7 separate regions of the Mus musculus genome follow, and regions 1, 2, 3, 4, 5 and 6 are each linked to region 7. Evidence: chromatin loops called from intact Hi-C (ENCODE). Cell type or tissue: left cerebral cortex. All regions are shown on one strand. Region 1 overlaps Enc1 (ectodermal-neural cortex 1). Region 2 has its middle 9.1 kb from the start of Gm34087. Region 3 holds the start of Enc1 (ectodermal-neural cortex 1). Region 4 has its middle 4.9 kb from the start of Gm5086. Region 5 overlaps Lncenc1 (long non-coding RNA, embryonic stem cells expressed 1). Region 6 overlaps Lncenc1 (long non-coding RNA, embryonic stem cells expressed 1). Region 7 has its middle 13 kb from the start of Gm33447.

Region 1 (4,000 bases), 140 kb before region 7:
AGCTTTACGTAGTTGGAGGGTACTTCGGCATTCAGCGCTGCAAGACTTTGGACTGTTACGACCCAACTTTAGATGTGTGGAACAGCATAACCACTGTTCCCTACTCTCTGATCCCTACTGCATTCGTCAGCACCTGGAAACACCTGCCTTCCTAATGTAGAGCATCCTAAAGAAAGCACGCATGAGGTAAGAGCCCGTAGCTGGAGGTGCAAGCTGGAAATTTCAGCCCGGTAGCTTGAGTGGATGTGGACTGAGATGGACTGCTTGTTGTCTCATCTGAAGTCACACATGTACAAACTGAAAAGCTTTGCATTCCTACAACATAACTGCTTGGGTTGGCCACCACTGTCACCCCTTTTAACAGGAACCAGTGGTTCTCAGCTGTCACTGAACCTCAGAGTCTCCCAAAGAGATTTTCAGAAGCTGCCCACTCTAGAGACTTTTGCGGGGGGGGGGGGGGGGGTTGGGGTGGAACCCATGCTATCAGTACTTTAAACAAAGTTTTCCAGTGATACAAGTATCCAGCCAGGGTGGGAACCCCAGACTTCCATTGTGATTCCAGCCAGTGGTTGTAACGTGCTCACTTTGTTCCTAGGGCCCACATGCTTCACTCAAGCATCCTTGGATGCTCAGAACAACCCCTGGGATGGCATTACTAATAATCTCCCTATGCAGATGCACAACCGTGATAGCTATGGAGTCTGACTTGTACATTGCCCAAAGTCCTAGACCCTCAGTAAGTGGTCAGGTTAGTGAGGAATGACCCCAGAGCACAAGCACTTGAGTATGCAGTTGAGCTGTCACCTGATCGGCTTCATCTGGGACCATCCCAGGGATGCTGTGTTGCTGTTCCAATTTCACTTCTCCAGGTCTTTCTGTACTTTATAATAGACTTACAAAAACACTGCTCGCGGCTCCTAGTTTATTGACTCCAGAGCTGTATAGTCACTTATTTAAAATGTCTCCCCTCAAAATACACCCCGTCCCTTCAGAGCATGTGTTAATTTTGGAGGAAAATCCAGGTTGTGCTCCTGAAAAGTGATGTCTTGTGTAGACATAGTCAACTCTAACTTCATCCTTTGGAGAGTTAGTTAATCAGGCAGCCTGACTCTGATGTTGGTACAACACAGATTGTATCCTATGTCATACGTCTGAGTACATAATGGTTGTTGTCTTGTGTACATAAGAATGTATTGTTCTCTTGGATCCAGTAATTAATCGTCAGCCTGCACAGTTAGGTGTCACGTGTGGCTGCTTCGCTCCTGTGAAATATCCTCAGGCCTGGCCCAGGAATTGCCCCAGCATGTGTGTCTGTTAGAATCCTATTGCTATGGTAAACACCATGACCACAAACAGTATGGGGGAGGGACGGGCTCATTCCCTCTGACCTGTTATCAGGTCACAGCCCATTGGTGAGGAAGGTCAAGGCCAGAACTCAAGGCAGGAGCCTGAAGGCTTGCTCCCTTAGCTAGCTCAGACTGCTTTCCTGTACATCCCAAGACCACCTGTCCAGAGATAGCACTGCCTACAGTGGCCTGGGTCCTCCCATATCCATCATGTCCAAAGGCATGTATACAGGTAATATTGACTGAGGTTCCCTCCCCTCAAATGGCTCTAGCTTTTGTCAAGTTGACAAAACAACAACAAAACCCAAACTGGCTTAACAGAAGCCCAGGGGCCCGCTGACTCCCGACTCACTGCTAACCGGAAGAGAAGAAAATAATGTCACTGTGGAGGAACCAGAGAGAACTTTGGCTCTGCTTTCCTTACGGTGGGACACCTCTAAAGGGGCCGTTGGAAGGAAAAATGGGGATACCCCAGAGTGGTTGTCAGCTAACCAGAGGGGTTTCATCTATTTAACCTTTCTTTTTCCATGTTCAGTAGCTCACTTAAAAGCACCAAGATTGGTTTCCTTTTCACAATGTGTCATGGTTGTTTTCAACCCCTTGGCTATCTCCCCCAAGCTGCCCCAGCCAGCAGGGCCATGGTCCCTGGGCATGGGATTCCTCCAGAGGAGCAGTCTACTGACAGCAAGCACCCCACACCAAACTGGTTTGTGCAGCCCTGCTGGCATCTCAGTAATCCAGAATAAACAAGTGTTCTGCAAGTGGTTATTTCATTTGCGATACGGGTGCATGACTCAACTCTCAAGCAGGTCTAAAAAACATCTTAGGTGAGAAGCGCTAATTAACAGACTCAAAATTAAGAGTTAGTCCAGAACCAACTGTGTGTAGTGCAGCTGGAAAACTTGCCAGGGACTGTACTGTGGTGGTAGGTCAGAAATGGCCACTGGGAGATTGGGAGGCAAGGACCAAGCAGAGAGGTTGCCAGTGTTCTCTTGACCTCCTTTCAGGTCTCCCTGGACTTAAGACAGCTCTTGTTGAGTGCTTTCAACCACAACGTCCAGAAAACTGTCCCCAGTTCAGACTGGTGGGTGGGTGGTGGGAACACCTAGCCCCATCTAGCCCAGAGCCAACTGTATATCACAGGCTTCTCCTGCAGTGAGACCTTGCTCTGATCTGGCTGGAGTTCACTCTGTGTGTCCTGGGGACATTCCATTCCTTTGATTATCAGCTGTTTGTGATTTCTATTCTTCAGTTTTGGTTCCCTTTTCCAGCCCAGAGTGACTGCGTTAAGGTATTTGAAGCTAATCACTTGCTTCCGGTCCCTGGGAAACAGCAAACGAAATGCTGTGTTACATGTAAAACAGCATTCCTCACCTTGGTATCCCTGACAGGAAAGGCAAGCACATAAAAATTGATCTTGATAGGGCCGGCTTGCTGCTTTTAAAGGGTGACATGAGCCCCTGATCAAAGCCAGTCTCTTGGTTTCCGACAGGGAGAACAATGGTTTAAAGTTTACTATACGCAAGATGCTGTTAAAAACACTGAGAGCCCTGTGGAATGACATTCAGACATGCCTCTGGGTGTCAGCCCTGCCCTCCAGCCTGAGTCCTGATTTCTGAATGCATCCAGGGATAGCAGACACCTTCCCGGGACAGACACCTCACCCACCAGGGAGATCTGAACTGACCCCTGCTGCTCAGTCAGTCAGTGGGTTAGAAGAGAAACTATTCTGATTTTCTAGTAATTTTGTGGTGTCTTATGGCCTCCGCCTGACAGGATGTGGACTTGTTTGCCTTGTGACTTCTTTTAGAAACTACCCCCTCTTCCTTTCTGAGTGTGCTGGGTCTTGAGAAGTTATGTATTACAAGACACATTCTTTTGGCCTAATGTGGATATACAGGTTACAAGGAGGTGGGGCTAAGGGATGACACCAAAGGCTAAGGAATGTCTTGTAGGCTTGAATCACTGTTAGACAACAGCCAAGAGAAACAATTAGGAACTGACTCACTACACAAGGCGAAGAGAAGAATTTGATCAGTTAGTGAGTGGTCCTGCAAAAACTCCCTTTGTCCCTGCTTGGGGCATACTGCGGCAGCGAGTGGGGGAGATGCATTTTATAACTATGGCTGCCTTCTGTCTCTAAAAAGCCTCACTTGGATTCTTTATGATTAGTGGGTTGGGGGTGGGGGGCGCGGGGCATCTCCTTTTCTTGACCCCCCCCCCCACACACAGTGATTATGTCACAATAGCTCTCTTTCCAAACATTGGAAACAGAAGATGGCAGCTCATCATAGCATCAACCTGTGTAGGCTTGAGTTTGAACATACTCATGCATGAGAGAGGGCAGGCGTTGGACACCATTGTTTTATGGGCTGACCGTCGTCATGGCATCAACCTGCTGTGTGTGCACATTTATGGTTGAACTCAGACTGAACACAGTTCTATTGCATTCAGACCTTCAGAAGTGGTCTGCTCAGTTCTGCCCTGAGTCTGAATTTTTCTAAATAGCCTGCTTATTATCGAATGTCTTAAAACAACGATGTATCACAAATCTCTCATACTTTTTTTCCTCTTTCTTTCTTTCCTGTTTAGCTCATTCTGATGCACGGCGAGATGAGATGTCATTTCTGCTTTGGAGAAGGCAAGTTTAATGA
Region 2 (4,000 bases), 240 kb after region 7:
ATATTATTTTAAGGATATATTTATTTTATTTTATGTGTGCGAGTGTTTTGCCTGAATGCACATATGTATACCCTGTGAATGTCTGGTGCCTGAGGAGGTCAGAAGAAGGTGTAAGATTCTCTGGATTGCTATAAACCACCATGTGGATGTAGGGAGCAGAATTCGGGTACCCTGCAAGAGCAACAGGCACTTTACTGCTGAGTCATCTCTCCAGCTCCCGTAATAGAGTCTTAAGTGAAAACGATCTTAAGTCAGTTTAAAATCAGCAAATATGCTTTAATTCTGTGCTGGTATCTAAAAATATGTCTACATTTACTAAATATGTATATAATATACAGGAAACAAAGAGGTGTATAATATACAGGATACATATATAATATACAGAATATATGTGTATAATATACAGGGAACAAATATACAGGAAACAAAGATGAAATGGCATATATCTAAATATAATCAGAGATTACCTCTAAAAGGTGTAATTATCAGTCTTTGATAGTAGTTTCTTAAATTACTGCATCCTTAGGTGTCTTTAAAATGAATGTGTCTATACGATTACAAAATGTATGAACAAAAATCTGACAGTCGTTTAAAATGCAGGTCAAATTGTGTAATAGTGTGAGTGTGAGCCACTCACGGAATAAACGTGGGATCCCAGCATTTGGAAGAGTTGATTAGGAGGAGCTTGATTTCTAGGTCAGCCTACCTGTACCTCCCATTGAAAAATATTTAGCATATTTCTTACTTGTACAAATTTAACCAATACCGTAAAAATAAATCATAGATACTAATATATAATGTAGATTGTTAGGTTACAATCTATGGCATTATATTTATGCACAATATAAATATAAAATAAAAAGCAAAATCCCTCTTCAATAAATGACTTTCTGAAGGGCAAGGAAATCTAGCCACCTTTTACCTTCCGTGAACACAACCCAGTGTGGCTGAATTCACATGAATGCACTTACCATCTGAACCATCGAAGAACAGTCTACAGAAGTGGTTCTCAGCCTTCCTAGTGCTGCGACCCTTTAATACAGTTCCTCAGGTTGTGGTTGACCCCCAACCATAAAATCATTTTCATTGCTACTTCATAACCACAATTTTGCTACTGCTATGAATTGTAACACAAGTATCTGTCGTGCAGAGTATCTGATGTGTGACCCCTGTCGGGTTGAGACCTACAGGTTGGTCTATGGTCTTCATTTATGAATAAGTACTAATCAGAAAACCACACAGTCATAGAAGAGACAGTGTGCTGCTGTGAGCTATCCCAGCACAGAAGCACGGAGAAGCCCAGCTGGTCAGACTCAGAAGCAAACAATTCTTCCCAACTCCAGTACAGCCCTTCCCTGAGTGGAAGGATGATGATGTAATGATTGGGATGCTGGAGAGCAGGGTAGCTTGGTGAAGTATTGAAGGTCAGACCAAGGGGTGCTGATAAAGTGGACACTAGGAGGGAAAAATCTATTCGTCTAGGGCGATGGCACTAAGACTCAATCAAATGGCACTTAGATTCCACCTGAGAGTGGATTTTTTTTTTTCAAAGCCCTAACGGAACCAGTGCTTTCTCTATCAGCAAGTAATGGGAGCAAGCTTCTCTTCTTTCTCGTCCATCCCCCTGCCTTTGCATGTTTAGAATCCAGGAGGATCAGAGCCTGCCAGGTGACTTTCCCCTACGTATCACCATCCTCTGTGCAAAGCATTTGAAGCTGGCTGAGAAATGGCTATCCACACAGGTCATACCTCGTGTGGAAATCTGCCGATACCAAAGAGGGGAACTTGTGTCTCATGGAAGAGACATGAGCATCCTGCCCCTGTTGCTGTCCCCTGGTCCCTGAGTGCATGCCCAGGACACAGTCAGTTTCTCTAGGCTCTAGTCTCCTTGAATAGGAAACAAGAATAGAAGTCCATTCTTGTGTAGTATTGGGGCGGGGGGGGGGGGGAATCATCCCAGATGTTTCTAGTTCATTATTCATTGCCAGATTTCAAAGAACAAGAACATAGAGGAGTTTGCAAGAGTTTTGAAAACACTCCATGTCTGGGGAAAAAAAAAACCCAACCCAAAACCACAGATCATTTCATTGTGTTCTGCTGGAGCGAGAGGACGGGCGGTTTTCACTCATAGCATCGAGAACCTGCAGTTCCTGCTTTAGCTGAGCTGTCAAGTTATTTTCAGGAATCAGCTAGCCGCGTTTTAAGGTAGATGCATGTAAACTATAATATGACCATGTGAGGACAGGGAGTCTCCCAGACCTGTCCCCGGCTCTGTGTCTGCATAGATCTGACATATGCTTAACTCCTGCTGCTTCTCTTCCCGACTCGACCATCACCCACTAATCTGGTGTGTGATGAGGACCATGAACTTGGAGGAAGAAGCCTCTGCAAGTCCTCTGCCTTCGATGTCTATTTTTTTTTCTATCTACAGTAAGGGATGAGGTTTTAACACCTATCTCAGAACCGTGGGAGGACGAATGAAATCACACATATGATGTTCTCCTACTTTGCCAGGCAGCAAGGAAATGGTTTTTAAGTGTCGAGTTGTGGAATCTGTTTCCCATACCAGAAGACTCCGGGCATCCATTCCTCTGTGGCTTGCAATGCTGAGGCTATTCATCTTTGCTTTCTTGACATCTTTCTGTCTCTCTGTGCGTTATTCCCTTGGGTGAGGCTCATCAGTACCCCCCCGCACACACACAAACACACACATACACACACAAATACCCCACATGCACACCCCCCCACATGTACACACACACCCCACATGCACACACACATGCATGCACACACACACACACACACACATGCATGCACACACACACACACACACACACACACACACACACACACACACATACCACATGCACATACATACACACACACACACAGACTGCACATGACAAAACAATAGGAAAAAGCTAAAGGTGAAGTGTGTGTGTGTGTGTGTGTGTGTGTGTGTGCGCGCGCGCGCGTGCAGGTATGTATGCCTGTGAATCTGGAAACCAGAGGTCAACCTTAGATGTTGTTCACCAGGACATTGGCTGTCTTGATTTTTGAAACAGGATCTCTCACAAAGACTTGAGGTTTGCTGAGTCTGGCTAGCCAGTGAGCTTTCCCCAGCACCAGAATCCCAAGCCCAAACCATCATAGTTAGCTTTTGTATGGGTGCTGGGGATCAAATTAGATCCTCATGCTTGTATGGCAATCCCTTTAGTAACCGAGCCATTTCCCAATCCCGTGTGTGTTATTTTTGTGCACAAAAATATTGTGCACACCAGACTCCGCGTAGAACATGACATAAGGTAGAATAAACTTTATTTAAGCATCAGAGAGCAGAAATTTTGATGGGGATCAAACCTGAAGTTCACGAAGGGAGAAGTTCCTTAAGTATGCAGCGCTTCCTCTTACTGTGTTTGGAAGAGGCGGTATGATCCTGTTTCTCCTTTGCTGCCCTCTTTGAGCTCACTTCTCTTTGTCCTCACTTCTGCCTATTGTGATTGTTCTCGGTTGTGTTCTGGACCCCAACAAGATACTGCTGGCTTATCATTTAGCACCCATAAGCTATTTACATATGACACACGCTGTATGTATGCTCTGTGCTCCAGTTCCTCATCTTAGTAGACTACAGGAGTCCATGCCAGTCCCTGGAAATATTGACCTTGGTCTACAGCTCGACAATGAGTTAGTGACACAAGATGTTTGCCAGTGTCTTGAATAAAAAGGGACCCAGGGCAGCTCCCGGCTTAAACTTTCCATCCTGTGTAAAGAGCATGGGTCTCATTGCTTGCTCCGAATTAAACTAGCCCAGTGCTTAAATATTCATGCTTTGCTTATTTCGGGATATTTAATTTATTATGTATCACTTTTCTGGGGTTTTATATAAACTTGCCTGAGGACTTTTTTCCCCCAGTTTGAGTGCTGGCAGAATGTTCCCTTTTCTTTGGCAGTGTGTTGACGAGTTAAAGAAAGTCTGCTTAGCTGGGAAGATGATTTTCTT
Region 3 (4,000 bases), 150 kb before region 7:
TAGCCCTCTTGCTTAGCCAAGCACTCTACAAAGAGAAGCGAACTTCACTGTTTACTTCATTGTGGATGCTGCAACTTCCAGGTGGGAGATGCAATAGAAACGATTATCTATCCTCTGCCAGCTGACTTCTCCTGGCAAAACCCCCAGCCAACCAGCTGACATAGGTATATATACTGCTTCCAGGCAGCAGCAGCAGTTCTAGGTGGCTTTGGGAGAAAGACAGGCATATTTTGTCAAAAGAGAAGATGTGCTAACTTCTTAATGGAACAGTGTTCCACTCCACTGGTACACATGAACTGTTAGTGCCCTAAACCCACATATTTGTGTTTGACCCAAACCCAGACAGATGAAAACAAAGAAAAAGGGCCAGAAAGTGCACAGTAGTGGGCTTTGGTGCCTCCACAGGACATAGAAATATGCTTTTAAAAGACTCGGAGACCTGTTCCTATCTTCCTCTCGTCAGAGCCTATCTCTGATGCGAACTCCGTTTCCATCCGTTTGCTTTCTATTGGTTGTAATCTTTCTCTCCTTGGGAACGGAATTCTGCCTGCCTGGCTCCTTGCTGCCCCTGGGGGCCTCCACACCTGGTTCTTACCTTGAATCCCTCGAGCTTTTTCCCTGGCTCTGTAAAGCAAAATGGAGCCAAGACGCTATCAAAAATTAAAATAGGAAACAGATTTGAAAAGGCTGTCGTGAGGCTGACGAGTTAATGCTAAGAAAGGACTTAAGAGGGCACTGTCTTTCTTTGCGATGAGCAAAATCTATCAGCCTCAATAGCAGAGGAAGCCAGAGAGAGGGAGCTGGGATAAAGGACCAACCCTGCGGGTTTCAGCAGTCTGTGGTCTCAGGAAGCGCCATGTGGAGCCTCCTGCGCCGGTTTAAACCATTGCTACGCCTGGTGTCTTAAGAAAAGGAAGACTGGGGGCGAAGCGTTGGGGAGATGAAGAGGATAGGGCAAACTCCCTGGCCACTACTGAGGCCCTGCAGGTCTCCAGCCAGGCAATTCACATCGCCAAAGACCTCTCTTTCCTCACCTGCACAATAAAGGGTTTGGGCTAATAATCTATACAATTCGTCCCTACATATCTCAAATGCCGAATAAGAGCCAACTCAAAGTGTCGTTTTAGCTCCCAGCACAGAGAGTCAAAAATGAGAGTCATAAACAGTTGTGGCCACGTTTGTTTATTTATTTATTTATTTATTTATTTATTTATTTATTTATTTAGGATAGAGTTCCTTCTTTTGCTAGGCCCTCGAGACTTTAGGTGTGTGTGTGGGGTGATGGTTGTTGTTTTTTTTGGGGGGGGGGGACACGCTATTTCTTGACTGAACTCCAGACTCCACCAACCAACCAAACCCAGGAAAGGCCAAGTCTCCGAAGGTAACAGACATCTTCCCTACCAGGAGGAGGCAGCGTGTCTGCTCCTTGGAGGAGTTGGCTTTGAATCTAGCGGCCCTGGGCGATTGGTTGCGAAACACGTGGGCCCTCAGGACCCAGCTGGGGTTGCTGCGGCTCCAGCTCCGAGCGAGACAGAGTCCTGCCGCGGCTTCCTCACCAACTTGGGGTGGAGAAGGAAGCCCCCCACAAGAGTTTGGAGTCTGGCCTCTTGCCAGCAAGTAACCCAATGTCCACTTGCGCAACCTGCAGTGTTCCCCGAGGTCCAGACCTAGGCTTCTTCCCTTGCTCCTGCGGGAACTAGGCTCTGCCTGCCGCTGGGGTGTCTAACCCAGTGAGTGCATGCGGGAGCGGTGGATCCCCAGCTTGGCCTTGGCTACTCCACTGAGCATTCTTAGGATCCCGGCACCCTCGAGCGCAGGAAAGCGCCTAGGGCTGCTTTCCCCTGAGTTGGGTGCCCCAGCCCCCGACCTAGCCTTGAATGGGGTTGACCCGAGGAGGCGAAGACCCTCCGAGCCTCTAAAACTTATTTTCTTCCCGGTCCCCGAGGGCTGCAGCTGCCCGTTGCTGAGCGAGGGCGTCCGCTTTGTCTCCGTTCGCTCCCCGCCCCACTCCCCTAGTTCCTCTCCGGCTAACCGCCCCCCCCGTCATCCCCCCCCCCAGCTCCTCCCGCTCCTGCCCGCGTAGTGGACGCGCTTCCTCCCTCCTCCCCCTAGCGAGTCTCTTTGCATACGCGCCCCCTCCCGGGCGCAACTTATAGGCCGGCGCACGGTGGCCCGGCGCAGTCAGCTCCCGCAGCCTCAGAGCCAGCGGCGCGACGGAGGCGCTGCAGAGACCCGGAGCCGACGCCAGGCGGCCGCCAGCGCTCACGCCGCAACCCCGTTCCCTCCCCCTGCGTGCAGACCGCCTTCCTCCGCGGCGCGGCCGCCGCAGGCTCACTCTCCCCTGGCTAGGCGCGCGCCGGCAGACGCTTGGCCCGGCCGGGGCGCCAGGTCCGTAGCAGCAGATCCGGAGACCGAGGTCAGCTGCCTGCCGAAACCAGCCCGGGAGCCACTACCCCGGACGCTATCGCCTCCCTTCCCAGCGCTCCTTTCTCCCCGGCGATCGCCACCGCTTCCTGGAACAGAGACGCCCTTCGTCGGCTCCCTGCGGGTGACCGAGGCAAGAACCGCAGCCGGTTGTGTGCAGAGGCCAGCCGCCACTACTGTAAGTTTGCCCTGCAACCCCAAACCTGTTGCGGGCGCCCGGGTTTCGGGCGGTGGGAGTCGGCCGCGGGGTGTGCTTGGGAGCATCGAGCCGGCGCCCGCCACCCTGGCTGAGGCTTAAGCCCAGGAGGTGCTCTCGAGGCAGAACAGTCGCTGGAGTGGGAACGGCACTGGGAGAGCAACTTGCCTCCCCTCTGCGGTGTAACGCCCGGGCAAGTATCGGTGGGTGCGAGGAACCAGGTTGGGGATAATATCCCGGCTCCTAGCAGTCTCCAGGAAGCCCAGCGCGTGGGATCGGTTCCCCAGGGTGCCTCGTAGCCGGCTTTGGGGGGCGGTGGAGGCCATGCGCAGACCTCCTCCTGCGGCCACTTGACTGCAGCCAAATGAATGAAAACTGGTTCCTGAAAAACGAGTTTCTTCTCCTGCAAGCTTTTGCCTTTTAGAATGACATTATTAATTTCAAAGGCTAGGTAGGAATTGGTGGGCGGGGTGGAGATGAAACAGTGGACTTGGACTTGTAATTTGGTGTCGTCCTCACTGGCATGTCCAGCGTGTTGAGAGTAGCCGTTGCAAGTGTTGGAGGGGACGGCGTGGCCAAGAGCTATTTTGGTAAACATCTTTATAGTGTGGCTCCGTTGTTGTCAGTAATGTGAGTGCTTGGGAACGTCTGCCTGGCTTCTTTGCTCGTGGGATCGAGATCAGGCTTAACCAGGAGAGAGATGGAGGTGCTCCCAGTGTTGGAGGCAGACGTCCTGCCTGGAAGCAGCAGGAAGTGAACTGAAGTCACTGAACTAGGTGCCCTTTTGATGTTCACAGTAATAGCAGTCTTTTTCTCTGCCTTCTTTGTAGACGCAAGTTAAGTATATGTGTGCATTTTGGGGGTCATTTCCTTAGCATGCAGATTTATGTCTCTGGGGTCTTTAAAAAATGTTGGAAAGGATGATTCGTTTTATGTTGAAGGTGTTTTTTGTATAACCGTATGTATAAATTATGTCTGGATATTTTGATGTTTGCATGATTCTAAACCAGAGAGCACGTTGTCTCCCTAGGGTCTTCAGGAGCACCTTTTGTTTTAATCATACAGTGGTTGCAAGATGAGAGATTGTGACAGTGACATTCTCTCCCAGTGGGATGGGATCCAAGGTGACAGGTTAGACTCTGCCTCCTGGTTTTCTGGGGGAGACTTAGAAAACACAGCAGCATAAACACAGGATGCAGAGTGGTGCACATCCTGTAGGCCTTCTAGACAAACTGTTTTCTTAAGTATACACCTGGTTGTGAACGTTGTTTTATACCACCCTGACTCCCCAGCCCCGTGGGATTCCAGCTCAGCCTGCTAGCACTTAGATTCTTGTGTTCCTTTCTTGGCTCTTAGCCCGAGAGGAGGCAGCTTCCTTAG
Region 4 (4,000 bases), 170 kb after region 7:
TTAAACCGACTTTTAAGGAGTTGCATTTCCCATGCCTGACATTTGCTCACATTAAGGATGTGAAGACTTTTTTAAAAAAATGTTACCTTGTAGAATTTGATATGATTTTCATCTGGAGTTAATTATTTTGTAGTATAATATAAAGGTTGAAATTTATTTATCTGTACATCAATATGATTTTACCCCAGCCCACTTTACTACAAAAGTACCTTGAATCAGATTGAAATTCTAGATAATTTTTGAAGCTCCGAAAGTGTCTGGCTTTTCTTTCCAACAGATGACACAATGTCTTCTTTAAAAAAGAAGCAGACCAGTTTTTAAAGTTAGAAACTGACTAAAAAGGCAACCGCAGATCTGGATCCACTAGTGATGGTTGTAACATTGTGTAGACTAGCAAAGCTGGGACCCGTTGTAGGACATGGGCTGCTCTTAGTCACTGTGGGGGCTGCGGCTGAGACCCTGTAATAAAGGGCAGGATAACAATACAATAAGAGACAACAATGCATTTTAAAACTAGAGATATACTATGTGATGTAGGGACTCTCAGGACTGAAGACACAGAAACTGCTGTCTTTTTATCCCATTTTTGATGGCAAGGTGAATAGTTATAGAGAAACAGTCAGACACAGAGGGCGTGACCCACTGGAAATAAACTGGAGGACCTTAGCAAGGCCAACTCTTTTCAATCTTTCTGTGTCCTTGTCTTCAGAGGGGAGGACATCTCCCTCCTCAAGGTACAGTGAGCGCAGCTCTTATACCAGGGCTTTATGGCACACTTCAGAGGAGAGTCTGGCAGTTGGTTCTAGGTGGTATGACCTGTACCAGGGCAGGAAGAGAAGGTCACAGCGATCTTCCTTGGTCTGTTGCTTTTATAACTGTCACAGTGCCATAGTTTGGACTGGTAAAGCTTAAGGCTCAGCACAATTTAAGCTTGGGGACAGCTTAAATTAAAGGATATTCATGCAACACACAGTAGGATATTATAGCCAATAAAATATTGACAATCTACATATATGAACAAAGAAAAATAATCCTCCTAATGTGCTTCAAAGGAGCTTGTGCCAGTTACAAAAAAAGACACCTGATATGTCAATGCTACAAAACCTAAATAATGATATTTATAATCATTCATGTTTGCAAAGAAAAGATAGGCAGTAGATTTCTTTGGGTTCTAGGATTCCAGAAATTCGTTTATTTTCTTTTTTAATAGATTTCTCTTTTGAGTATAAATGACCTTTTAAAGTCAGAGAAACATTTTTTTTTATTAAGAAAAACTCCAAAACCCATGTAGTCTGGCACAGGGTTTAAGGATTCCTGTAATTGTGGCTTAACATATCAGCGTATAATATCTTTATCTCAAATACTTTTAGATGGTGTGAACTTTGAGAAAATCCACTTATAGCTTAAATCTGGCTTTCCTAAGTTAAAGAGAGCTACAAAAGGCTTACTGTCTCAAGGACTGAAGGGAACAGACATTTGAAGATTCATTTCCATTAAGATGCAAATGAGAATTAAGGTTATCCATATGGCTGTGCGGCTAACTTTCCCCTAGTTTCTTCCCAACCCAAATACGAGATAGTTTCTATTTCTAAATTCTTTACTGATGTCATTCCTCAGAATGATAAGCATGCGTGGAAGGCTCTGTTTTTCTATCAGGAGGTTAAGCATATCTGGCCACTCACTGGGCCATATCGTGTGAAGTGGCTCTCCTCAAGGTCTCATTTCCCCAGAGCACGTTCTATCTCCAGCTGTGCATGTCCAGCCACCCAGCTTTTCAGAGGATTGGCTCTCAGGCACTGACAAAGTTTTAAAGGAGTCCCAAGAAACTCAAAACACATGGGAAGCAAGAAATACTAGGGGGTTAAATGCAGAAGCTACAACAGAGAGGAGCTGGAAAGCTCTGCAGAGATGGTGGACCTCAGCAGCACAGAACCTGGGTGCTCATATCAGAACCAGAGTGTTTGGGTAACGTATAAAAAATTGAATTATTTAAAGCAGAAAGAAGAAAATACAAAAACAAAACAAAACAAAACAACAACAAAACCCAAGGCAAGTGAGCACACAAATAAAAAAAATAGCATGTGAAAGGGACCAGGCTTTCTCTCAGTGACCAAAGCAGTATCTTAACGTCAGGAACCCTGATAGCTTTTATAATGTGAAAAGAATTAAAATCCTTAGAAATATCTTATTTACTGTATAAGAAGCCTTTATTACATCTTTTTTCAATGTGAAGAAATCGAAGTTTGGATCCTAAGTATGAAGATTACAGATTTGATCCCAGGGCCCTTGGAGGAAAGTCTTGTGTCATCAAGGATTTCCATCACTCATAAAAAACAAACAAACAAACAAACACCCAAAATAAGCTGTTAGAGAGCAGAAGAAAAGCATAGGTGAGCTGTTGTGCTGATTTGCATAAGAATGGTCCCCACAGGCTTATAGGCTCAATCATCAGGAAGTGGCAGTGCTTGAGAAAGATTAAGAGGTGTGGTCATGTTGGAGGGAGGATGTAACTAGGGTTGGGATTTAGGCTTTCAAAAGCTCAAGCCAGGCACAGTGCCTTTTCTCTTGCGACTGCCTTTGGGTTCAGGTACGGAACTCTCAGCTACCTCTCAAGTACCATTACCATCTTCATACAACCATGCATCCTACCATGATGATAATGCACTAAATCTCTGAAACTGTAAGCCAGCCCCCAATTAGATTCTTTTATAAGAGTTACTGTGGTCATGGTGTCTCTTCACAGCAATAGAACACTGTATTAGTCAGGGTTCTCTAGAGTCACAGAACTTATAGATAATCTCTATAGAGTAAGGGAATTTGTTATGATGATTTACAGTCTGCAGTCCAACTCCCCAATAATGGTCAGCTGTGAATGGGAAGTCCAAGGATCTGGTAGTTGCTCAGTCCCACAGGCTAGTAGAGCCCAACAGATGTGCTGGCAAGTAAATGCAAACAGGCAAAGATGAGCGAATCTTCCTTCTTCCAATGTCCTTATGTAGGCCTCCAGCAGAAGGTGGGGCCAAGATTAAAGGTATGTACCACCACGCCTGGATCTGGGATTTGTTTTGTTCCAGGCTGACCTTGAACTCAGAGATCTCTTTGCCTTAGTCTCCTGGGATTCATAGCCACTATGCTTCAAGATCTCCATGACAAGATCCAGGTCAGAAACTTGTATCTCCCAGCCTCAAAATCTGCATCACTAGTGAGCCTCCCAATTCTGGATTGTAGTTCATTCCAGAAATAGTCAAGTTGACAACCAGGAATCGTTATTATGAACACTAAGACAGTCATAACAGTATACAACAACATACTCGACCCCCGCCCCCCGCATTACATAGACCTTCTGCTGGCTGGTCTGATATATTCAGGAAATTGTATAGAAACACTATAGAACTGAAAAGTGTGAATCTAACTACTGCATGATGAGAATTATACCAGCAAACGATTGGCTAACCCAATGAGTACAAAATGCATCCTGCCATGAATTAGGCACATGGGAAAAAATTTATCACATTCACATTCATTACTACTCTACAGAGACTTGGTGGTAGCAGGGTCTGAGCCAGTGGCACAGAGTAACTCAATGAGAAGGAGCTGTTACATGTGGGCAAAAGAGCATGGAGACTACACACACACACACACACACACACACACACACACACACACACACACGTATTTAGCACTTTCTAATGTTCAAACTGCTTATCCATTAATTGAGCTAAATTATATAGAAGGTGAGAAAAGCAGTTGCTAGGCCACTTTGCACACAAGGAAAGGGATTCTCACGGGGCTAGTGACTGTGTCTAACCAGCAAGTATGTGATCTCACTTCTTTGAGTCTTGGGTGTTTCTCCTATTTGTTTTAAGGCTTTATTTGGATAAGTTCATTTTCTTGTTTTAATAGAGGAGGAACAATGCCTCTGCAAAAATAGATAAGTAAATTAATAACTAGCTTTGGCAAAAATCTCTTTTTCCTAGGATGGATGCAGCAAGTTATAGCA
Region 5 (4,000 bases), 100 kb after region 7:
CTAGACCTTTCGATTCTGATTTTTAACTCCAAACATTTCTCCAAATTCTACGCAGTGTCAATGGAAAACAATTAGATAACGCAATCAACAGGCTGGAGAGAAGAAGTTTGGTTTGGAGTGAGAATCTCTGTGCAGTTAGCAAAATACAGTTACACTAATTTATATTGCTTGTATTCCATCTGCTTTCTGGTTTAAAACGTCTTGGATTGCCTCAGACTCTGTATATGTAATATTTTCCATTTACAAAAATGTCCTGCATCACCCATCAGCGCCCCCCCCCCGCTCTTTCTTTCTTTCTTTCTTTCTTTCTTTCTTTCTTTCTTTCTTTCTTTCTTTCTTTCTTTCTTTCTTTCTTTTTAAAGAGAGCTTTTGAAAACTGATACTGGCTAGTCTGTGATTTGGTTCTTGATCTTATAGGTAGAGCCTAACAAGATCATCGAGGGGGACTTTGAGGACTGAGATGTCTGTGTTGTGGACTCAGTGCAAATTCTACCCCAAAAGCCAGGAGCTTAGAGCCGCTGAGCTTTGCAGCAGCGCTCACGTTATTATCCAGAAAATTCCTCCTGCGCCTCTGTCTTTCTACCACCGACCCCTGGTTATGCTTTAATGCAAGCTGCCTACATGCCTTCATGGAACTGCTAATTGCTTTGGAGCCATAGAAGCATGGATGTTTATAAACTTTTTTTTCTTCCTTACTTGGGTTACAAAAGGATGGCGTAGGAATGGATGAAAATTGATGATTACAGGAAAATGTCATGCAAGCAACGGAAGTCTCTGGGATTCCCGGAGGCGAGGGGAATGGATGTAGAGAGTGGATGTAGGGGTGAAGGTGGGGGTTCTGTCTGAGGACATGGCACTTCAGGGGGTGGTTGTGGAGGTGGGACTGGGGGTGGTGGAGGTGAGAAAGTGGAGGCTCTCTCAGAGGACTTGGCTCTCTCAGTCTGCTTGTTTTCTTGCCAGCAGCTGGACAGTTCGCTTTTGTTGACAGTATTGGGAAAAGAAGGGAAGAATGCCACAGAGGCAGGAAGGGGGCTCATCGATTCCAGCTTCACTGCCTGGATTTTCACGGGATAAATAGGACTGTTTGGAAGGCTAATTTACAGGCCCTTTTTATGGTAATAAACATTGTTTAGAAGACAACTGAAAGTTCTTCGTCTTAAGACATGAGAAAGAATTCCTGTCTTGCCTCTTGGAACACAGCACTATTTATTTAGTTTACACTTTACCCTGCAAAACTGTCTTCTATGAACACGATGATGTCTTACATTTGCATGCTACTTTCTAGCTGAATTTCATGGGCGTTATTTCTCTGTTGAAGAGCATCTTTATGTTATTGGTGCAGGTGTAGGAATGAAGAGAAAAGCAATTTATATGGGAAACACGTCAAGATGGAGGACCTAGGGCCAGGTAAAAGGCTTGTGGCTATAAATAGCACCTGTCAGTTTAAGATACTCCTGACTTGCCTAGGAGATTTTCTGGACAAACCTCCTAGAAAGGAGCCTGCATGTGTTTTGTTGGAGAAGTCTCATCTTCTAGAAGCAGCACTTGTCCCAGAAATGCTCTACTGCTTCAAAGCTGCTTGAAGCCATGCCTAAGGTGTCGGCAAAGTGCCATGCACACGCCCTGGCTGGGCTCTACGGAAAGACCATCCAGTCATTACTATCGTCTCTTTGCCAGCTTAGCCTAGGGAAGGGCTCAAAGATAGATATTACTTCCAAATAGCAGCTTGGCTCTATTTTGGGGACTTTCAGTATTTCTATATTACCGGCTGACATTCTGAAAGAGTCAGAGACAGACAGGTTTGATGAGCCATGGAAAACATAAAGAACCTCAGGTTTGGTGTCTGTGTAGGGATGTCACTTTCCCTGTGTTTGACTACAGTGTGGAGCTCAATGTGGGGTTGCTGCTTCTCCAGCCTCTTAGGAAAGGTGACACTCCTTGAATGTGTAGGGTCAACGCTATCCTTACTTGAGCTTGACATATTCATGATTTTGTTGTGCCTTCCTGGTCAATTGCCAGAGTTTAATAGAATGCCCTAGAACTGACACTCCTTCTTCAATTGTAATGGGTAATACTGATTTCCTACTTTCCAAGCTCTCGGATCGCTTAGGAGACAAACCTTTGGCATATCTGTGAGGCATTTTTCTAGTCTGCATTAATGGAGGTGGAAACACCCACTTCCAATGTGGGCAGCGCCATCCACGGGGAAGCGGAACACGAGCACTCACCTCTCTGTTTCTCGACTTCGGATGAGATGTGACTCATGCGGCCGACGGGGCGGAGTAGGATGGTGTGACATTCTGTGATGCTACTCAAAATGATACATATCTTAAAACTTGAGAACTACTTATTTATAGAACCTTTCGTTTAAACATCTGAGAGGGTAGTTAGTCCCAGGTGAGGCGGCCTGTCAGAATGGAGAGCTCAGACGAGAAGGGGAACTACCTGGTATGAGTGTCAGGTCTGGAGGACTCAACCCTCATGAATGGAATTAATGTCTATTTGGATAACTGACAGATTCCTGCCTTCCGGAATAAAATGCACATTGCTTTGGGGAAAGTTTCAGGTTCATAAGTTCTTCATCCAGGGTCCTTTCAGTAGATAGGTGAGGGATTATCTGGAACAGGCAAGGGCCCTTAATGTCATTGTGCGTCATCATGCCAGTGTCTCTAAAACCTTACCTCTTAACCTCTCCTCATCTTTTACCAGTTGCTGGTCCTGTGATCCTCCTGGGACAGTAAAGCCACACAGGGCAGCAAGAGCAGCCTTTCTGTTGCCGGAGATATTCTGTGGGTATTGATTCGGCTCCCTCTGACTTACTTACAATGAGCTCCCAACACAATCGAAGTGATGTATAAAACCGTGAGGCTGGAGCTTCGGCCAAGCAGAGGCAGTATGCAATACATAAAAGCTGGAAGCCCCCCTTCCCCCCCCCCCCCCCCGCCGCGCTTCTGTGACACTTCCAGCTGGAAGATGAATCGGAGCCACACATTCCAGCTCTGCTTGGGTAGCACGGAAATATGCAAGCTGCAATCATCTAGGTATGCTCACTACAGCTAAAGTGGTGCTGTGGTGCCAGTGCCACGTGCCGCGAAGGCTGCCAGCGAGCATTTTTTCCAAGGACCGATTATTGGGAAATTCAGCCTTTCCTCCTCTCGCTCCCCAACCATTCATGGAAAGGTTGCCATGTGCCAGGAAGCCCGACTATTTCAGTCAGTCATGAAGCCATCTAAGCACAGGTGTTGGAAGAGGTCAGCCTTTGAGCCGTGATTTAATACTTAAAGGTTTGTGGATAGTACCTTTTACATTAGTTGCCTAAGTGTTAGAAGGGTCCCTAGTGTGGGGTGAACACGTCCTCATAGTTAAATCGGGAGGCTTTCTCTTAAAAGTGCTCAGTGTGGACCAAAAGTTACATAAGCGCTTTGCCTTAAAGGCTATCCAGTTGGTCTTTCACTTTAGTTCAGGCTTAAAGAACAAAAATAGCTTTCTGGTTTTGTCTCCTTCTGGACGAGTGGCCATCTGTTTACCGTTTAATATCACCAGCTCATGACTTTTCAAGGAACTGCGCAGGATTTCATGGTTGTGCATCAGGGACTTCCTTCCCCTAGTTCACTCTTCCACTGTGGTCCCTTCCACCGGGATAACACAAAAGCACTTCCCTGTCTCTTTTGGTTTATCTGTGACCTGCCCCCAAAAACACATATATGTTATTTTAACTCGGCAGTTCATAACCTGTGGGTCACGACCCTTGATGTGTCAGATATCTTGTATATCAGATATTTTCATTATAATTAAAAAACTGTAGCAACATTAGTTATGAAGGAGCAATGAAATCATCTTGTGGTTGGGTGTGGGGTGGGTCACCACGACATGAGGGACTGTATTAAAGGGCTGTGGTGTTAGGAAGGTTGAGAACCACTGCTCTGATCCCTTTTTTTTTAACATTCGAACCTTCCAGAAGCCTGACCAGACTTGGAACTGAAGCACCTTAAGGACAAAA
Region 6 (4,000 bases), 62 kb after region 7:
AACAGTTGGGAGTCAGGTACAGGTACTATAGGGGAACATGGGCACCCACAGAAAACTACATACTTAGTATAGCCTCTTATGTAGCCTTGGCTACACTCAAAATCATTTGGAGGCTCGGCTCGTGAGCTGCCTGTCAAACACGGATGGAAGTATATGGGATGAAGGACCCTTTGGCATTTAGTGGCTCTGAAAGCAGTGTGGAGCTATTACTTTAGACTTTAAGGAACATCTTCAGCAATAATTTCTAGCACTTGTGGATTCAAGGGAAAAATGTGCAAAATATCGATTTGTCACAGTTGCATGTCATTGTCACTCAGTCACTCCTAATGGAAGTCAGCTTCAAAATTGTTGGACGTTTCTTGGTGGAAGGTTTTTTTTCTTACTGTTGGTATCAGGACCTCCGAAACCCGTTACATCACATAGGCGGGACACGTAGACCAATTGCCAAGGCAACTGCCACCACATTCCCTGAATCAACTTGGCTCACCTCGCACCTTTACCTGGATTACGTCATCAGCCATATATAAAGAAAGTCGTCCCCCCCCCCCCGCCTCTTCCCCCCCTTTCTCTTTCTGCTTCCACCTTGCCCCTCTCTCTCCCAATAAACCTCTCTCTCCCAATAAACCTCATGTGGAACTGTTTGTCCTGGTGAGGTCCTTCTGAAGCCTTGAGACGTTCAAGATCATAACACTCTCAGATGTTACAAGCATCTTTGCAAGTTGTCTGCAGACTAAAGCATCCTGAACACCTGTCCGCAGATCAAATAGAAAATGCACTGAATTTTAACTGTGAGCTCTGAACTGTATCAGTGTATCAATTTCACTAGTGCTTAGCATAGCCTTGCCCTGTTGTAGATACAGGAAGAGCAAGAGCATGCACGTTGTTTAGTGGGATGGGAGCTAAGCTGTTGTGTCAGGCTTGCATTAACGCCTATATTCAGAGAACAACGAACCACTGTGAGAACACAGTTATGCTGGCTGGGAGACAGTTGCTTCCAGGTCTTGGTTGTAGGCTCTCCTGTCCTTCCGACGGTTCCAGCAAGGTCACCCTAGTTTGGATCTGCTGACAGTAGCAATCATGCTGAAGCTGCAGACCTCTGCAAGTTTACACTGTGACTGGACAATAATGCTTGGAATGTATATTGGGCCTTTCATCTTTGAAGTTCAATGTTCTAACTGTAATCTTTATGACTTCTTGGTGAGGTAGCAACTGGGGGATTGTTTTGATTTGAGGTAGAGGTGTGGACTTGTGGCAGACATCCAGGTTCAAGGGTCTGTTTGGGGTCCCTGCAGGAGTCAAGGCTGAGGTAGGAACAGAGATGGATATTTTGTAGCCCTATGTAGAAAATTTCTTTATTCTCTCTCTCTTTTTTTCAATTCAAAGGCAGTGTGTCACCCTCACCCCCACCCCCAACTCCCTGTAGGAAAGAAATATGTGCAAGGATTCTAGCTCATTCCAAGTATATTAAAAGTCAGAAGTGGAAATCAAATTACAAAGTCTAACTTTTCTAAAGTCTTTTCAAAGTACTTCTAAAGCCTTTGGTCTAAGAGCTGGGCTTAACTTGAAGCTTAGAATATATTCACGATCTCTGCTTTTCCCTCTCCGCCTGGCTGGTCTTACTTCCTTAAGGTAACAACTGCCTGTACTAGAACTCACAGGCTTGTTTTGCCCTGATGATTGCCAGCCGCACCGCACCGAGGCTTTCCAGAGATTACCTCCTCTCAGATCCTAACACAACAACAGCACTTTCAGATTCGAGACTTTATAATTAAGGCATGATGGTTATTTGCAGGACAGTGGAGGATTATCATGCAGATTAGAAACAGGTCTGTATAAATAATAATAAAACCTAAGGGGGTTGTACAGGCACATGAAAGAATCCATGTTAGATAACCAATAATATCTGCCTCCTTGAAAAATCTCATTAGCATTTATCAAGTAGTTAATGGTCTCAAAACACTTGACAGGTAATCCATAGAACATCCTTGGCAGATAATTAAATATTCTGATCTGAACTTGCAGGAGCAGACACACCAAGCATCCGTGAGACTTGACCGGAAGGATAAGACAGGAAGCCGCTGTTGGAGTAGGCAATCAATAACTGCACGTTCCTCAGCTCCTCAGAGACATGGCTGTCCACGCTGTTCTTCAGCGTGACCTTTCAGAGTCACGACGAAAACCCAGTCAAGGAGAAAACTTACTTTTCCTTTAGCAAACTCATATTTGGTTCAATAGAAATGCAGTGAATTTCCATAAAAATGATTCCATGGCTGCTGCCAGGCTTATTTGTAGAGGGTAAGTAGGATGCTACCCACTCACTGGTGAGCTCCGAGGTACAGGAACTTCGGCCCCCTCAGCTTGTGCGTTCTGAGGATTCTTAGGACAGCTGAGTGTATTTGCTGGGGATCTGACAGTGCTAGAGAAGGACTCCTTGTTCCAGCGCCTACAGCAACAGTGCCATTTTGGAAACGCTGTGCTGTACCGTGGTACAGAGAGGAAGTATTACAAACATTATCATGAGACATTCTTTAAGGTGCAATGAACGACTTCTTCCTTTTGTAAACTCACTTAAAGCCCTTCTTTGAGCTCCCTCTCAAATCTTATCTAGTAGTACTTTATATTGATAATGTAGGGCGAGCCAAGAGATTATGTTGGGGGTCTATATCGAGATAATACGTGGTAAGTATATGAAGAGGGCTTTAGATTAGTAACAAGTGAAAAAATTTCAACTTTGGAGAAAAGGTAAAAACAGACTTTTTCTTGTTTCTAGTTTTACTTGAAGATTTCTCACAGTACTAACACACACATACGCGCGCGCACACACACACACACACACACACACACACACACACACACACGCGTGCACACGCACACGCACTCACCTATGTGCGTGTGCAGCTGCTATGGATGGAACGCAGAGTCTTAGGCATGCCAAGCAAGTGCTTACCCCTGAGCCACATCCCCAGCTCCACTTTCAAGAATGGGTCTCACTGTGTCATTTAGACTGGCTTCCAACTGTCAGCCTTCCTGCCTCAGCCCACCAAGTGCTGGGACTATAGGACCAGGACCACCATACCTGGCTCTACTTTATTGTTTTTCTCTCAGTGCAGCTAAAACGTGACACAAAACAACCTCGGAGACAGAATTTTATTAAAAGACGTTAACCTTGACAAGTAAATGTTTCCTTTAACTGTTTCTTCTGGAGGAGCCATTTCCTCCCCCTCCCCAAACTTTCATTTTTTACATCAAAGACAATATGCTCAGTTGGTAATGGCCTAACCAAGTCCCGTGTGTCAGTTGTGCTTTCAACAGCTTTGCGTTGCTAGATACCTGTGAATGAGGGCTGTCTTCATTTTGTAGAGGGTGAAAGTCAGTCGGGTAATACAATAAGAAGGTCATACACTAATCTGTGAGGAAGTCAGGGTCTAAACCAGGGCAATCCAGCTGCAGGCTGTTAACCGATGTTTATAGCAATCGCCAAACAACCCTTTTGATCCTGGGGTGGGGTGGGGTGGGAATGTTGAAGACTTGTCACAGGAGAATAGGCTGTTTTTAGGAAGCTCTTCTCAGTGAGAAAAACCAGCAGAGTTGGCTTTAGTCATAAAATGTTTCCAACGTGACTAGTGACTTACACTTAGAGACAGTGCATTGACTCTGGGTTTACTAAAGGTATACATGATAGAGTATAGGAGCTTTCCTTCCACTGACTTTGATAACAGGAAAGGGAAGACAGGAGAACAGTGGAGAATCGTAAAGGAAAGGAGAGGGGGTAAAGGTGTAGTTTCTAATGGCTTAAGTCCTTCCTGGGCCTGATGCTTTGACTCAGCATAGATAGCATCCAACTACGTTCCTGTGTATATAAATCTACGTGTAGCATTTGTATGAAAGACCCTTTCCAAGGACCACATGCTATACATCCCTCGGGTGATAACAACTGCAGCGTTTGGAGTGAGTGCTGCCCACTGAGAGCCTCCCCGAGTTAACCTCTTAACAAAGTGCA
Region 7 (4,000 bases):
GTGCAGAAGAGGCTGCCAGGCCCCCTTCCTCCTCCCCACCCCTCCAGCTCTGTCTGCTTATGTGGTGCTGAGGCTGCTATGGTTTCGATGCCTCCAGCATCCCCCCAGCTTCTGGTTTTTGCAGTTTTAACTAGTTTTTACTTTTGTGGGGCCGAAGATAAAAGCAAGGGCCTCCTGCATGCCAGGCAACCATTTTTCCTCAGAGTTATGCCCCTATCCCTGCTTTGTGCAATTTAAACGTGCTCAAAAATCTCAAAAACAAATAAGTAATGTTTTCTATCTTGTACAAAATTACACGAAGGGGTTGGAGAGGTGGCTCAGTGGGTAAGAGGACCAGGGTTTAATTTCTAGCAACTACATTGACAACTCAACCTGTAAGTCCCAGTTCCAGGGGATCCGATGCCTTCTTCTGGCTCTGTGGCTTTATATGTGTATATGTATATAGCGCACATGCCTATGTACAGGCAAAACACCTATATGAAATACAGATACAAATGCTTCCACCCACAGTCAAGTCTTGCTGGAATATGACTCTTCTCAGTGAACATATTGAACTAGGACTTCTGTGTGGTCTTGGTGAGCACTGGAGTTTGGGGACCAGGGAGATGACATTGATGTACAGTGTTAGAGTCAGTGGCTTCTGATGGTTCTTAATTGAGTGGTTCTCTACCCGGCTGCACACTAAGGTCACACCAGTGGCACTTGAGACATCAGAGCCCTAGTCCCACCCTAACAGCTCTCCTAACTTGTTGGGGTGGAGGATTACATATCGAAAAACAAACAAACCGCCCCGGAGGTGTTACTATTGCTGTACATGTGAGTGAACAGGAAAGTAATGGGTTAGATAGAAACCAAAGGCAAACAAGAGTGATGCCAGCTATAGTTTGAAGAAGATTTGACCTCCAGCTTTTAGAGACAGTCTCTGGGATGCAGGTGAAGAAAAGCAGCCTGGGTTGGACTGAGAAGATTTATCTGGGATTTAGCAATGCCTGGTTCTCTGGTCTTCAGCATCTGACATCCTCTCTTGGCTTGTCTTCTTCTAATGTAAAATATCCACAGACCTGCTTTCTGGAGCTATTCCATAATGGTGGAATAGGGTACAGCCTTATTTCTGGACACACTGTAGCAGAGATTTTGCTCCAAATATTGTTTAACTGAGCCAGGAAGAAAAACAACGGGGCTAAGACTGGCTTGTCTTGACCTTTGTCATGAATTCCCGGTGTTTATGGCCCTGGGTACCTAGGACCCATGTAAAAGTAGAACTTACAAAAGCCTAAGAACCAGGTCTCCAACTATTTTCTCTTCCCCTCCCCAACAGCATAATTTAAAATATTGAGTGAACAGAACTTACAGTAATGTTTAATTTTATGATTTCAGAATATTTCTAAATTTTTATTATTATTCTTGTGTATATTAGTGTGTGTGTGCACTTGCTTGTGTACTTGTGTGCCTATGTTCAGGTGTTCTTAGCAGACTGTGCACGTAGAGGTCAGGGGATGAGTTTCAGGACTCAGTTCTCACATTCCACTGTGGGATCGGGGCATTGAACTCAGGTCGCCAGGTTTGAGCAGCAAGCCCTTTTTACTGGCTGAACCGCTTCATTGGTCCTCACTTCAAATCGTTTCAAACTCCTTTCAGCTAAATTTGCAGAACAGCACCAACCAAATGATCGGCTTCCTGAAGCCAGGAGTCATAAACGGTAACATGAAGTATGGGCAAAATCATGATAGTGCTAACATGGCCTTGATTTCCCGTTTGGGGTTTGGTAAATTGCATGCTTTACCTTGCGTTAGAGTTAATTTCTATATGTATCGTAATGTTTTCCTGAGTTTGCTGAAAAGATATGTAACAGTGCAGACTTTTTCCACTATGAGAAAAAAAATTGTTTTCCAGCTGCCTTGCATTTCTAGAAATGGAATCGAGCGTAACCACTGGCACCAAATAGTTAGCAGTCTGGCCCCGGGCAGACGGCAGAAGGTGTCTGAACTGCTCCCAGATTGCCGTGGCCAAAGGGCAGATACTAGAATGTGATATTTCTGTGCTCAGAGTAATTGGGCTTGTGGGGAATGCCAACATGGACAGTGCTCAGTGTCAGTCCCCATCCAGAATTCCCACGAACACCCCAATTCCCGCACCTTACCCTGGATTGCTGAGGTGGGGTGGTGTCCTTTTCCAAGAGCAGCCACAGCTTGCTTATCTGCTGTGTGGATAGCCCACTTCACAGCTCATTCACAGCAAACTTAAGGCCAAGCTGGGAGCTTTCCCTTCAGCCCTGTAGCCGCCCACCTCCATACGGCCAGGGAATGCTGAATCTTCAGTGCCAGCAAGCCAGCGTTTATGGAATGCCTGACATGCGGCTGACTTTTTATTAGGTCAAGTTTTCATACAAACCTGATGCTATGAGTGGCATCTTCTTATCTTCCAGATTAGGGAGCCAAGACAGTTGTCTTGGGCACACCCATCAGTCTGCAGTAAGATGCCATCCAGGCTAACCATAGCATTTGATAGTTTGAGTCTTAGAAACTTTCCTAGGCTGAGATGAAGCTGAAATGATTTTTTTTTCCAGGTTAGGTTGGCAAGTGTTAGGCTAGGCTCTTTTCATATTAGACAAGCTAACCATCATGTAATATTTGAAAGGAAGAGAACTAATTCTAATTCAGTTTAACATGTAATTCACAATTTTTATTTGTTTTTTTTCCCATCCATGGAATCCTGCCACCCTGACAATGCTTTTACAACTCTCCTTGTAGCACCTGACTCTCAATTTCATGCCCTTTAAAAATAATCTTAACATTTATATTAAAGACACTTACATTATTCACTTAAGTAGACCACAGCTTCTACGATAAATGTCTATGCATTTCTTTTTCTAAGTTATTATCTTAACTTTAAAATCCACCTTTAGTAAATATGCAGAATAATGGATATCTTTATATTAGTTTCACACTGGTGTATCAGCTGCATTTTGTTTATTCAATAAATTTCAAGATGGAAAACAGAAAAAGAAATAATTTGGGGGCTGGTGAGATGGCTCAGCGGGTAAGAGCACCCGACTGCTCTTCCGAAGGTCCGGAGTTCAAATCCCAGCAACCACATGGTGGCTCACAACCACCCGTAATGAGATCTGGCTTCCTCTTCTGGACTGTCGGAAGACAGCTACAGTGTACTTACATATAATAAATAAATAAATAAATTTTAAAAAAAAAAGATGTTTGGGTTTTTTTAAAAAAAAAAAAAAAAGAAAGAAATAATTTGGAACAAAGTTGGGTAAAGCATCTTTACTGCTAGGTGCTATTCTTATAGGATCGATTATAATGTAGCTAAGTAAATATTTGTACCTATTGCAAATATATATATTTCAGAATACTTTGCCAAAGGAAAGCAATTTCTGTGTATATTACAGAAGGCCCCTTTGTTACTATCTCTATTTAAATCCTATGATGTCATTCCTTGTCCTGCTGTGCATCATCGTTTCCATAGTAACAAGGCAGCAGTGGGAGGGGACAGCCATTGGCTTTTAGGATGGCGGGAATGCATGGAAAGTTCCACCTTCCCTAGCAATGTGCAGATTACTTCAGCGTGTGATAAACAACGCAGAAAGTGACACTGTTCCAGGAAGCAGCTTGTTTGGCTTTCGGAATGTGTCTACTTTCCTGACAGCTTTTCTTCATCTTGTGCTGTCTTTCTTGCCTGCCCTCCTCCCCCAAGACCAAAATAAAATCATTAAAAAACAAAACTCCTGCCTGACGTTCCATGTGACTCAGTGACAGCTGTAGGAGTTTGTGCTGCCAGAGATAGTCCTGGGCAGAGCGCTTGCACAGGCTTAACTGCAAAGTGAATTCGACGCTAGATCTAGTCAATGAGAGCTGTCGGGATGTGACTGAGGAGGGAGGCGTCTCTTTGGAATTGAAAGTCACCTCTCTCTCTCTCTCTCTCTCTCTCTCTCTCTCTCTCTCTCTGTGTGTGTGTGTTCACTTAGGCATTGTTAGAATATTGTAAC

What was found. A loop is a pair of places that touch in the nucleus more often than their neighbours do. Peaks named below come from ENCODE experiments on the same cell type or tissue, not always from the same donor. Only the 100,000 strongest peaks of a DNase experiment are listed, where the experiment ranks them.
Region 1: it touches region 7 in a loop (3-fold over the local background); 9 of 42 quality-filtered maps call a loop at or near these places.
Region 2: it touches region 7 in a loop (3-fold over the local background); 3 of 42 quality-filtered maps call a loop at or near these places.
Region 3: a loop joins it to region 7, with 3 times the contacts of the local background. A loop is called at or near these places in 9 of 42 quality-filtered maps.
Region 4: it touches region 7 in a loop (4-fold over the local background); 3 of 42 quality-filtered maps call a loop at or near these places.
Region 5: it touches region 7 in a loop (2.9-fold over the local background); 2 of 42 quality-filtered maps call a loop at or near these places.
Region 6: it touches region 7 in a loop (9-fold over the local background); 2 of 42 quality-filtered maps call a loop at or near these places.

The regions. Positions count from the first base shown.
Region 1 is chr13:97,246,599-97,250,598 of GRCm38, forward strand. It overlaps Enc1 (ectodermal-neural cortex 1), which reads left to right. Exons shown (of 3, transcript NM_007930.4): 2 at 1-186; 3 at 3,939-4,000. The coding sequence ends at 155. Among named protein-coding and RNA genes, the nearest start is that of Enc1, 7.5 kb to the left of the region's middle. In left cerebral cortex, no CTCF peak of the experiment used is centred here; DNase peaks (open chromatin) are centred at 670, 1,469, 2,493, 2,667 and 1 more place; H3K4me3 peaks cover 3,432 bases; H3K27ac peaks cover 2,457 bases.
Region 2 is chr13:97,629,828-97,633,827 of GRCm38, forward strand. No RefSeq gene overlaps it. Among named protein-coding and RNA genes, the nearest start is that of Gm34087, 9.1 kb to the left of the region's middle. In left cerebral cortex, no CTCF peak of the experiment used is centred here; DNase peaks (open chromatin) are centred at 2,205, 2,442, 3,221 and 3,893; H3K27ac peaks cover 3,710 bases.
Region 3 is chr13:97,238,928-97,242,927 of GRCm38, forward strand. Enc1 (ectodermal-neural cortex 1) reads left to right here and starts at 2,178. Exons shown (of 3, transcript NM_007930.4): 1 at 2,178-2,602. In left cerebral cortex, CTCF peaks have their summits at 737, 1,411 (motif pointing right) and 2,239; DNase peaks (open chromatin) are centred at 170, 797, 1,495, 1,738 and 2 more places; H3K4me3 peaks cover 2,955 bases; H3K27ac peaks cover 3,385 bases.
Region 4 is chr13:97,553,086-97,557,085 of GRCm38, forward strand. No RefSeq gene overlaps it. Among named protein-coding and RNA genes, the nearest start is that of Gm5086, 4.9 kb to the right of the region's middle. In left cerebral cortex, no CTCF peak of the experiment used is centred here; DNase peaks (open chromatin) are centred at 379 and 1,548; H3K27ac peaks cover 2,485 bases.
Region 5 is chr13:97,490,447-97,494,446 of GRCm38, forward strand. Lncenc1 (long non-coding RNA, embryonic stem cells expressed 1) reads left to right here. Exons shown (of 2, transcript NR_110432.1): 2 at 3,959-4,000. Among named protein-coding and RNA genes, the nearest start is that of Gm41030, 35 kb to the right of the region's middle. In left cerebral cortex, no CTCF peak of the experiment used is centred here; DNase peaks (open chromatin) are centred at 1,680, 2,252, 3,099 and 3,383; H3K27ac peaks cover 2,744 bases.
Region 6 is chr13:97,449,124-97,453,123 of GRCm38, forward strand. All of the region lies in intron 1 of Lncenc1 (long non-coding RNA, embryonic stem cells expressed 1), which reads left to right. Among named protein-coding and RNA genes, the nearest start is that of Lncenc1, 16 kb to the left of the region's middle. In left cerebral cortex, no CTCF peak of the experiment used is centred here; a DNase peak (open chromatin) is centred at 2,343; H3K27ac peaks cover 1,679 bases.
Region 7 is chr13:97,387,033-97,391,032 of GRCm38, forward strand. No RefSeq gene overlaps it. Among named protein-coding and RNA genes, the nearest start is that of Gm33447, 13 kb to the left of the region's middle. In left cerebral cortex, no CTCF peak of the experiment used is centred here; DNase peaks (open chromatin) are centred at 2,254, 3,574 and 3,711; H3K4me3 peaks cover 364 bases; H3K27ac peaks cover 1,545 bases.